2 separate regions of the Homo sapiens genome follow, and region 2 is linked to region 1. Evidence: chromatin contacts called from ENCODE Hi-C or POLR2A ChIA-PET data. All regions are on one chromosome and are shown on one strand. The core of a region is the stretch at or near the end of the contact, and the rest is flanking DNA. Distances in the headings are between cores, read along the strand shown.

Evidence for each region. A loop is a pair of places that touch in the nucleus more often than their neighbours do. ChIA-PET counts read pairs that join two places held with the same protein, here RNA polymerase II (POLR2A). Pooled maps may share reads with other maps.
Region 2: a loop to region 1 is called in a pooled map, with 2.9 times the contacts of the local background. The contact joins the enhancer-like site here to the promoter of MSRB3 in region 1. A Hi-C loop is called at or near these places in 1 of 168 maps with a recorded cell type or tissue (heart right ventricle) and 2 of 50 pooled maps. POLR2A ChIA-PET finds 5 or more read pairs at or near these places in 2 of 52 experiments (T-cell and WTC11).

What each region holds. Positions count from the first base shown.
Region 1 is chr12:65,276,454-65,281,748 of GRCh38, forward strand. MSRB3 (methionine sulfoxide reductase B3) reads left to right here and starts at 2,230. Exons shown (of 7, transcript NM_001031679.3): 1 at 2,230-2,412. RefSeq lists silencers at 2,440-2,569, 2,670-2,979.
Region 2 is chr12:65,207,226-65,212,520 of GRCh38, forward strand. LEMD3 (LEM domain containing 3) reads left to right here. Exons shown (of 13, transcript NM_014319.5): 2 at 3,701-3,738. Among named protein-coding and RNA genes, the nearest start is that of LEMD3, 40 kb to the left of the region's middle. Within about 2 kb of position 2,591, at least 2 of the 41 ENCODE cell types and tissues checked have a DNase peak (open chromatin) inside an H3K27ac peak, as active enhancers do.

The DNA of each region.
Region 1 (5,295 bases), core at 980-3,479:
CGCCCAATGAATACAGTTTTTGAATGCCACTTTTTTTTAATGTAGAGAAAATAAGACAGATTAGTATGGTAAAAGTATATATGCACTTTAGAATGAGGATTTAATTCTAATACTACTTCACTTCTTCCTGGTAGCATATTACTTACCTATGCCTCAGTCTCCTTAGCTGTAAAATAGGGATAAAAATAATCTCAGAGATATTTGTAAGAATTAAATGAGATATCAGTTATAAAAAACATCTAGCACAGTGTCTGGCACTTATCATGCACTTAGTAACTTTAGTTCTTTTCTGCCACTCTTAGCATATTTATTCAAGCCTTTAGAATAGTGGTTGGCATTGCTGACAGTGATGTCAGCTATGTTGATACAATGAACTCTCTATTTTTACTAACATGAATTGGGTTGTAATGATATTGCATTTTTTATAATTCTATATTTTTGTATGTAAGGTTCTTCACTAAAATATTTTAAATATAGGCATAATTATTGCAATCCTTTGAAACATGCTTTACACTTAGGGAGCTTCTAAATTCCTTTCTACAAATGGCTGTGCCCATTTTATTTTTGTTTTTAAACAAACATTTGGACTATGGGCAAAGAACTTTGCAAAGTGTTGTGGGGGAAGTAGAAAAACAGACACTTATGTAACACAAGGCTATAAAAAAAGAGGAAACGGAGGGAATACTGAAGAGCTTCTTCAGTATTTCCAACTACCTAGGTTCTAGGTACCTAATTAAATAGTCATGTTATGTGTCATTTAAATCCTTTATTCATTGCATTACAATTTATTCACCATTACTTTATCTGGGTCATCTACCCTTAGTCCCATTATAATTGCCAATGCATTAAGGGTGACATTTGCCCATTTGCTATATGTAATTCACAGGATGTGGTGTTTTTCAGTACCAGATGTTTTGAGGGGAGCCACTTGCAATGGACTGTTTTTTGGTGTATGTGTTTTAATAGTTTGCCAGAACTGAGTTTGATTTGAAACAACGTTCTTGATTTTCAAATACAGCATTTTCAAACAAATAGTGTGATGTACAAATTACCATCACTTTAGTTCACGTTGAAATAATCCACACTCTAAATCTGTTTGACATTTACCCCTTAAGTATTTTGGATCAATAAATCATTTCTGTATCATCTAGCATCTTAAAATGTTCGTAAGTAACTACTTAATACCCTACATATCCAGGTCCTGTCCCATTAGTTTGAGGGAAAAAATATATTATAGTAATTAAGACATAATTATGTTGTCTTGAAAAGCTAAGGGTCATTTGGACTTGATTACCCAAGGAGTTATCAGTGCCAAGGAAAATTAGGCAACTACAGGCTTGGGCCTGTAATTAAACATCTAGGACTGACATTTTGTTCATCAGAGGTGGCACCTTCTGAATGAATTACACCATTTCATTTTAGACAAGCTACGGTACATACAAAACAAGTGTGTGGAGGGGGTTGGGGGGTGGACATGAATAGAGATTGGAGGTGGAGAGAAAGACCGGTGTAAACTTAAGCATTTTGTTGTGAAAAACTACTGTTCAGCCAGCCTGCCTGGGCTCCATATATGGTGTTCAAATATAAGTTTGGGACGAGCACCTTTGCAATTTTGGCCAAGAACACACACACACTCACCCTCCTCTGCTAGAGAGGGCCCGCTCACCTGGAACGCAGGCGGCTGGTTCTCCGTATTACAGTGAGTGCTCGTTCTGTATGTATAGGATGGCCAAGTAACTAACTGGCAGCCCTGCTCCTGCCTCACTCTCCCACAACTTTTTATCCCCTCACCACCAACGCTCTCAACAACCCCTGACACGTCTTCCCACAGGTCCCTGGCTCGCTGTCCGGTCTCTTCGTGTTGGTTTGTCCGTTTCCCACTCCTTCAGCGGTCTCAGGTGGAACACGCCAGGTGGGCGCTTGGCTGTGTTCTGGGGTCCCGAGTTGGAAAGGGATGCCCCCAGGCAGAAGGCGGCCGGCAGCCCTGGGGCAGAGGAGGACGAGGGGGAGGAGAGGAGCAGGAGGGCAGGGCAGAGAAGGAGGAGGAGGAGGACGGTGCAGAGGAGGAGGAGGAGGAGGAAGAGGACAGGGCAGAGGAGGAGGGAGTTGGCGGCCGCCGAGCCCCGGGCAGCGGGCCCCGTCCGCGGCCGGCGCGCTCCGTGGTCCTCCCTCGCTCGTCTCCTATGCTCATATTTGGACTCGGCTGCCCGTGCCCAGGAATTTCCCGTCATGCCTCCCGCCGCCCCGTCCGTCGCCCGGAGCCGGGGAGGGAGGGAGCGAGGTTCGGACACCGGCGGCGGCTGCCTGGCCTTTCCATGAGCCCGCGGCGGACCCTCCCGCGCCCCCTCTCGCTCTGCCTCTCCCTCTGCCTCTGCCTCTGCCTGGCCGCGGCTCTGGGAAGTGCGCAGTCCGGTAAGTTCGGGCTCCCCTCCCCTCTCCTCCTCGCCTCACCCCTCCCACCCCGACCCTGCCACGTTAGGGTGTGACCCCGAGCCGGGATTCCATTCTGCGCCTGCTGCGCCCCCTCGGCCACCTGCGGGGACAGCCCCTGCCTCAGCCGAGAAGGGGAGCAGAAGGGTTGCGCCCCGCGCCAGCGGTGAGGGGCCGAACGGAAGGAGGTCAGGGCTGGTTTCCCCCCACCCGCCGAAGGGAGGCGTCTGGCAGCCTCACTGACACCTTATCCTGTCCCGGGAGCGAACCTGAACCCGCGGGAGCCTCTCGCCCCGCGCGGGCCCAGGAGAGAGGGATCTGGCGGGGCAGCCCGCGGGAGGCAGGGGAGGGGTCCATCCCGGAGCCCTCTGCTCTGTGCGTCGACCCTGCCGGGGTTGCCGCTCAGATAACGGGCCCGAGGCGTGGGAACCGGCCCGCCAGGCCTGCGCTTTTCGCCGCGCGCCTCGGAGAGGACGGGGGTGCGGGGCGGCGGGCAGGCGGCAGGGAGGGGCGCACCCGGGAGCGCACCCGCCGCCCGCCCTCCCTGCGCTGCTGCCCCGCTGCTGGGCCAGACTCCAGCGGGCCCGCCTGGCATTTCACAGGCCAAAATCGAACAGAACCCCGAGTTTGCCAGGTATCAGTTTTGCTTTGTTTTTAAGCAGAAAAAGGCATCCAAGTCTATTTTTGAAGTTTTACACTGGGCTATTTCGAGTCAAACTATATGAATGAAAAGTGCTGTTCCTGCCTTATTTGGTTTAGGGCTAATAGCTATCGGAAGTGGCAGTTATGAAGTCGTTACAGTAAGACTTTATAAGATAATCTTCTTGAATCATGTGGGAACTGTTGGGGGGAATTTAATATCAGATTATTATTTTAAAAAGCAGTTATTTTAAAGTACAAAGGTAGGGATAAAGGTAAATGTGAAATTGCATGGACTTTTACGTTTGTGATGAGTAGTCGTCAAAGCTTCTTGCTTCTTAATTTTATCGGGAATGGAAGAATATAAATTATAATTCCTTAGAGCTGAGATTTCTTAGGAGATTTTAGTTTGCTTTTGTTTTTTCTACCAATAGACTAAATTGTCAAATAAGATATGGCAAACTAGGACTCATAAATTAGTTGAAACATGACTCTATGAAGCATAGATTATATTCAGTACTCTCTGGTTTATCTCTTCATATTTTCATTTGCAGCGCTGGTGGCAAGATCGATTTTCAAAAACAATTTTGTCTATAAAAAAACTTCAGGGTTCATATAACTTATAAAATTGTCAGTTCAGATTAATGGCAGATATTTACAATATTTAACTTTATTCAATTTGCAATTTGTAAATAGTAACTTGAGCAGTGATATCAGTTTCATGTTTCTTTCTGCATAGTATTGTTTTTCAAAAAAACCCTGTTTTTTATAGATTCATATTTTGGAAGTAACTTTAATAGCACTTCTTGGGAAATACAACAGGTTCTAATTTCACATTTTTCAATGGATTTCTAAAAAATACTGTGCTGGATAGTGAAGAGTGGATTTTATTGCCAGGAAACATATGTATGCTTTCTTTTTCCTCAGTGATGTGTTGACTTACCTAATACTTGTGGTGAAACGGCCTTCGAAGACCAGAATCCACTGTACTGGCCCCTTGCCAGTAATTTTGAACATCAAGTTTATATTTGGACCATTTAAACATATATTCTTTTAATTCCGGTCCCAGCTGATATATCAGTCTAATTTCTGATGACTTTTATTAGGGCCCTATATGAATATCTGGAAATTTTTATATTAAGATAAGTAGCTCTTTGCTACTTATCTAGAATTTTGTCACAGTGCTTAAACTGCTTGTATGGCAAGGTTGCAGCATACAATGTAATTTAGATTTTGAATCAACACACTGCTTTTTGTTTTTAAAAGTGCTTGTTCTAATATTTTAACTAAGATGTTAATCCATTAAGTCAGAAATCCTTGCTATTTTGCTCAACTCAAAAGAATATCCAAAGACTATCCCAACAGTAAGGTTCATCAGTTTTTCTAATACATATGCCATTTAATAATTAAAAATAGATTTTAAGGCCACGTGTGGTGGCTCATGCCTGTAATGCAACACTTTGGGAGGCCAGTGTGGGAGGATTGCTTGAACCCAGGAGTTCGAGACCGGCCTGGTCAACATAGGGATACCCTGTCTCTACAAAAATTAAAAAAAAATTAGCTGGGCATAGTGGCTCACTCCTGTGGTCTCAGCTACTTGGGAAGCCAAAGTGGGAGGATTGCTTGGGCCAGGGAGATCGAGGCTGTGGTAAGCCGTGATCACACCACTGCATTTTTGGTTCTGTCATAATCTGGTCACAATCCCTCTAATTTATCTGCACCTGTATAATTAATTTATCATAGTTATGGATTTGGTTGATGAATTTGATTCCCATGTTTAGCTTCTCGGTAAAATTATTAAGTTGGACAGTTTCCATGTCTCTTCTAACTCCAAGATCCTATAATGTTGTTTTTGTTTATGTAACTCTTCAGAGCCACCTACTACATGTGGTTCAAACTTCTGATTGTCAGCCTGTGACTTGCTATACATGTCAAACTGGCCTACCTTAGCCAGATGTGATGGGTGTGGTCCAGTGTTGGAGAGTCCGGATCTGTCTCAGGATTGTGTTAATACCTGGAACATGCACAAAGATACATACATACCTGGACAGATTCCGTGTTAAGCTTCTATCACTTTTTCTTCCTCATCTAATAGCAGAAAGTGCTGATTATGTCATAGGGTAAATGCCTAACTGGTTTTTGGGGATAGTTAAGCCCAGGCCTTAAGACAGTTTGATATTCAGTTTTGTTATTTAGGTCTGGGTTAGGGATACCGCCAGAGAGCAT
Region 2 (5,295 bases), core at 1,341-3,840, 69 kb before region 1:
CTTTTTCTGGCATTGATGAAGCTGCTATTCTAGGAGACCATAGTATGCCCTCAAGTTTCTATTTGTTCAGCATGTGCATAGTACACAGTATCTGCAAAGGCATTGAGATATGTGGCGATATTGCAGTCTTGTTGGGGGTGGGGGTGAGGAGTAGAACACCAAATATTGAAATCATGATAAAAGGTAGTACATTACTGAGATTCTGAGAAGGGGGATTCTGAGAAGGAGGTCACGATAAACTGCAGTGATTAGGCATCCTTCATGGTGGTAGCATAGCTGCGAACTGAACCTTCAAGGCAAATTGGAGAAGAAAAACATTCAGGCCTAAAGAAGACCAGAAAGAGCAAGTGCTCAGTCTTCTGAGAGAATATTTTTGTGTGCTGTAATTGACAGTGGTTCCATGTATACAGAACAAAAAATTGTCATATTAGACTGAAGCTGGCTGTGTTGATCCAAAGAAAGCGTAGGAAAGCATCCTGAATATACTATTGCCTGTTTTCCTGACTCATAAATAGCATATCCTTTATTCTCCAAATGCTTAGGACTCTTAAACTAGCAAAGCATATACTTTGAAGTTTATAAACGTATAGATGTGTTTGCAAGTTTTTCCTTTTTATCTGAGAATTCATAACATGATAAACTTTATTTCTGTGTAAGAGAATGGAAAACAGTTTACATTTGAGAAAAGATCAGTAAAACTAGTAACATTTTTGGAATTGGTGGGGGTAGAGGAAGGGAGGGATTTGGAGGAGAAGCATTGTGTGTCTTATAAGAAATTATCACAAGATAATTTGTTCCTTGCAACAAGGTGTGATTAGGAACCATTGGAAAATTTTGAGGATTCTAATGAAACATTTAAGGAATTTGATTTTTACAGTTAGTAGAATAGTTTAAAGGGAAAAGAAGTCAAAATATTAAGGACCTTTACAAAGAAAAGCTTGGTATATTTGAGGCTTGAAATAATCTGAACTAAAGTATTGAAGAAGAAATGTCCAAAAAAGCAATAGTGAGAGGCTGTTGGGAGTGTAGGGTTAAAGGAGGACAACAGATCAAAAATGGCTGCAAGGCTCTGCCTTTAGGGGATGGAAGAGTAAATTTTGAAGTACCGTCTTGGTATTATCATTGCTCTAGGATAAGGGATAAGAGCTGTAATTCACTCTCAGGTCCCTCCCTAGTTTTCTAGTGACTGAATAAAGAATGAAGTGGCAAATTTTTGCTGTGGGATGCTTTTGAAACAAGGTTTCTTCTCTTCGGTTACCTAATTGGGAGAGGGTGTTATATATTTTCACTAGGGGTAACAGTATATGTTGTTTCCATTAAAGACTAGGTAATTTGGATGTGATAGAAGATATTGGTGTGTTTTTAGAAATACTGAAATGATTTGGGGAAAGAAAAAATGTATAAAGATACTTTGAAAACTTTGAGGGCTTTTAATTTGTTAGAGTTGCTGTTTTTGGTTGGTGTTTTCTTGTAAAAACTTAACCCCAAGGATATGTTTTACTTCTGCTGTTGTTAATAGGTCTCTGTTCATTTAATAGGTGGCAATTATCATGAGCATTTGGGGAAAAAAATTTTAACGAAGTTTTGTTGGGCAGAAAGTATACTCTTGGCTTTTTTAGGTATGTTATACTCCAGGTATTTTAGACTACAAGGCAAGAGGCAGAAATCTAGAAGGATACTAGGGGTAGAGCAATATTTTCAGCAAAATTGTTTTCCCCCTCTTCAGCTTTCTCTGTTACCCTATCCCTCTCCCTTTTTAGTAGCTCAGAACATACCCTCCTCCAGCATCCTGCAAAATTGAACACTTTTGCTTCAGTGTTAACACACAAAGTGAAATAAAGAAGAGTGCCGAGATAGCACAACAAGCATTTTTCAAGCACTAACTATATATCTAGTACTATGCTTGGTTCTGGGCATGCACATGTGTATAACACACGCTCCCTGTCTTGAGAAGCCCACAGTAGAGCAGTGTGGTGAACATTGATAATTTACAGTTATGCTTTTATGGAGCTACTCACAGAGCTGATTTTCCATTTGATAGTCTTGACAAAAAGTAATTTTGTGTATAATCAAAAAAGCAATACTAGCATAGCTTTTTTTCATAGACATTAAAACTTGTTTTTGGAACTGCACACTTATATTTTTAAGAATTGTTCTTATAAAGAGCAAATAAAACACCTTTTACACTTTGTATTGTTTGGCTAATTTATTGTCATTTGTTTGGCCAAATGACAAGGCATTTTTTTGGTAGTACGTTGAGCTAAATATAGCTGTTCAATGTTTATATTGAAAAATTAATATTATTAAAAAGGGTATCTTTTTAGTCCATGTGTTCTGATCCTTAACATTTTATTTAATCTTGAAGCTATATTATTTCTTCTCCCTATTCCCCTTTTGAGTACTTTTGATTTTCTGTAATATCTTTCAAAACATTTTCTTTCCCAACATTAAAACCCTTTTGATGTATAGAGAAATGTCGTTTAAAAATCCATTAGCAAAATCCCTTATGATGATAACAGGATACATTTTTTTTTCCTTGCTCTTTTATTGTACCTTGTTAAGCTGGTCTCACATGAACTTTCTTAGAATCAGGCAGTTCCTGGTTCCTATGGGACTTCCTGTTTTCTCAAATAAAAATAGAAAAGCATCTCAGAAAGGAAACCTGGTCAGTGTGAACTACTTTGTAAGATCAGTTAGTCTTAGTTAGTCTTAGTTGTGGCCTGGATTATATAGATATATAGTCTATATAAAATATAAAAGTTTACAGGTATCTGAAAGCTTTGAATATTTTCGTATGTAATATCAAAATAAACAAAATGATAAGGAGAAGACTCTGAATAAAAACCCTGAGAGGTGCTACATATTCAGCCGTAAACATTTTTGTATCTTAATTTAGAGGTGAATGAAGGAGGGGCATAGGGGTTGGATGGAAAGTGGTAAATCCTTTCCTTATTATGTAATATTTTATTGTAAATTTGGAATTGCTTAATACTGAGACTTAATTCTTAGTTACTTTGATCTGTATTTTTTTTTCTTGCCACTTTTTCAGATGTTGGCAAGGATTAGGAAGGTGGATTTTTAAAAAATCATTAGAAGTCAGAATTCTAAATGAATTATTCAGTTTTAAAGCATCTTGTAGATTTCTTTCAGTAGTTAACTGCTTCTTAGTCTATATTATGAAGAGAAATCAAATTAAGGTAGAAACAAATGATATAGTCATTAGCAGTAATAATAATGGATAGTGTGTATTGAGTACATATTAAGTGCTTGACACTGTGTCAAACATTTTATCTTGTTTATCTCATTTAATCCTGACAACAACTGTATAAGGTAGGTATCATTGTTATCCATACTCCTTTAAAGAAGAAACTACAATTTAGAGTAGCTAATTAGATGTTAGTTCAAAGAGACATTACTAATAAGTGGTAGAGGTGGAGCTGGGACTTGAACTCAGCTTCTGTGATACCAGAGCACCTGATCTCAATGATTGTGAGGAAAACCACTAATTCAAAGTGAGAATGATAAGTATAAGTCTGAAAAATTACTTCCCTAACCTTTATTATCACCAGTTTGTTTACATTTGGTTCACATATTTATATCCAGTTTTAGCAAAGTACATGCTGGCATTTCAGAGAGTTTGTTTGGGGGATTTTAATTCGTAAGTGATGCTAATACTTGTCTTTTTTTCCTTCCTTGATAGTAGAAAACCCCTTTGGTGAAACATTTGGAAAAATACAAGTAAGTAAACGATCATAATACTGATAATTTTGTGTCATGTTTTATATGATAAAAGCATGAGAATGACTATCAACTAAAAAAAAGTAATTTTAAAGTTATTTTAGTCTTAAACAATAGGTTTTATCAACTTAAAAAAATAGTAATTTTAAGGTTATTTTAGTCTAAAACAATAGGCTTTCTTATTCTGAGTATTCCCTAACTGTCGTATAATTAAATCTGACACAGATTTTCTCTTAAGAGCTGAACTGTTTATCACTTTACTGTAAAAGACTACTGCCAAGTAAAATGGGAGTGGCATATCATCAGTGGATCTTGTCTTACACTTAGAAGTATGCCTGTTGCCTGTAGTTGTTGGATACCTTAGCAGTTTTTGTCCGTTTTGCCCTCATTTTACCTCTTTGGATCTTCTGCATATTGGCATGCCTATTCGACCATCAAAAGGACTTAGAAAGGAAGCATATCCTTCAGGCTATTTCTTTAATTTTTTAAAGAGTGCTATAATACTAATTTTAACCTAAATTTTACTTATATAAAAATATTTTTCACTTACCCATCATTACAGGGACTTCAGAGATTAAGATGTTTAAGCTTGTAATTAGTTATTAATTTTTTATTATAGGAACTGTTATATAGACCTGTATAGAAAACATTATTTGTTGTACTGAAGGATGTGTAATAATGTGTAATCACATCCATAGAATATTACTTTCTGTTGTTAAAGTGGAACTCTGAAATGATTAGTAATATTCTATTGCAGTGATAATTGTTTAAAACAAAGTTGGCTTTTTCAGTTGCCTTAAGTATAACACTGCTACAGTGTCATAATTTAAATTTGGTACAGTATACTTACTGAACATTAGAAATAGAAGACTATTTTCTTCTGTTTAATTTTCCCCAAGGAAGAAACTGAAATTCTGAACTTCTGAATAATAGTAACAATTATAATGAAGATAGTGGCTGTTTACTTATATTAAATGCTCATTCTGTACAGGGCCCCTTGCCAAGTTGTATTAGTCTGTTCTCATGCTGCTAATAAAGACATACCGAGACTGGGTAATTTATAAAGGAAAGAGGTTTAATTGACTCACAGTTCGGCTGGGGAGGCCTCACAGTCGTGGCGGAAGGTGAAAGTCATGTCTTACCTGGTGGCAGGCAACAGAATATATGCAGGGCAACTCCACTTTATAAAACCATCAGATCTCACGAGACTTATTCACTATTCATCACGAGAATAGCATGGGGAAAAAAACCCACCCCATGCATGATTCAATTACCTCCCACCACTGCCTCCCACAACACGTGGGGATTATTACAATTCAAGGTAAGATTTGGGTGGGGACACAGAGCCAAACCATATCACAAGTGTTAAAATTCATTATTATTTAATCAAAGGCATAAGGCAAACAGTTTAAAATATCCTTGAAGAGTCCGGGCGTGGTGGCAGGCGCCTGTAGTCCCAGCTACTCGGGAGGCTGAGGCAGGAGAATGGCCTGAACCCGGGAGGCGGAGCTTGCAGTGAGCCAAGATTGTGCCACTGTACTCCAGCCTGGGCTACAG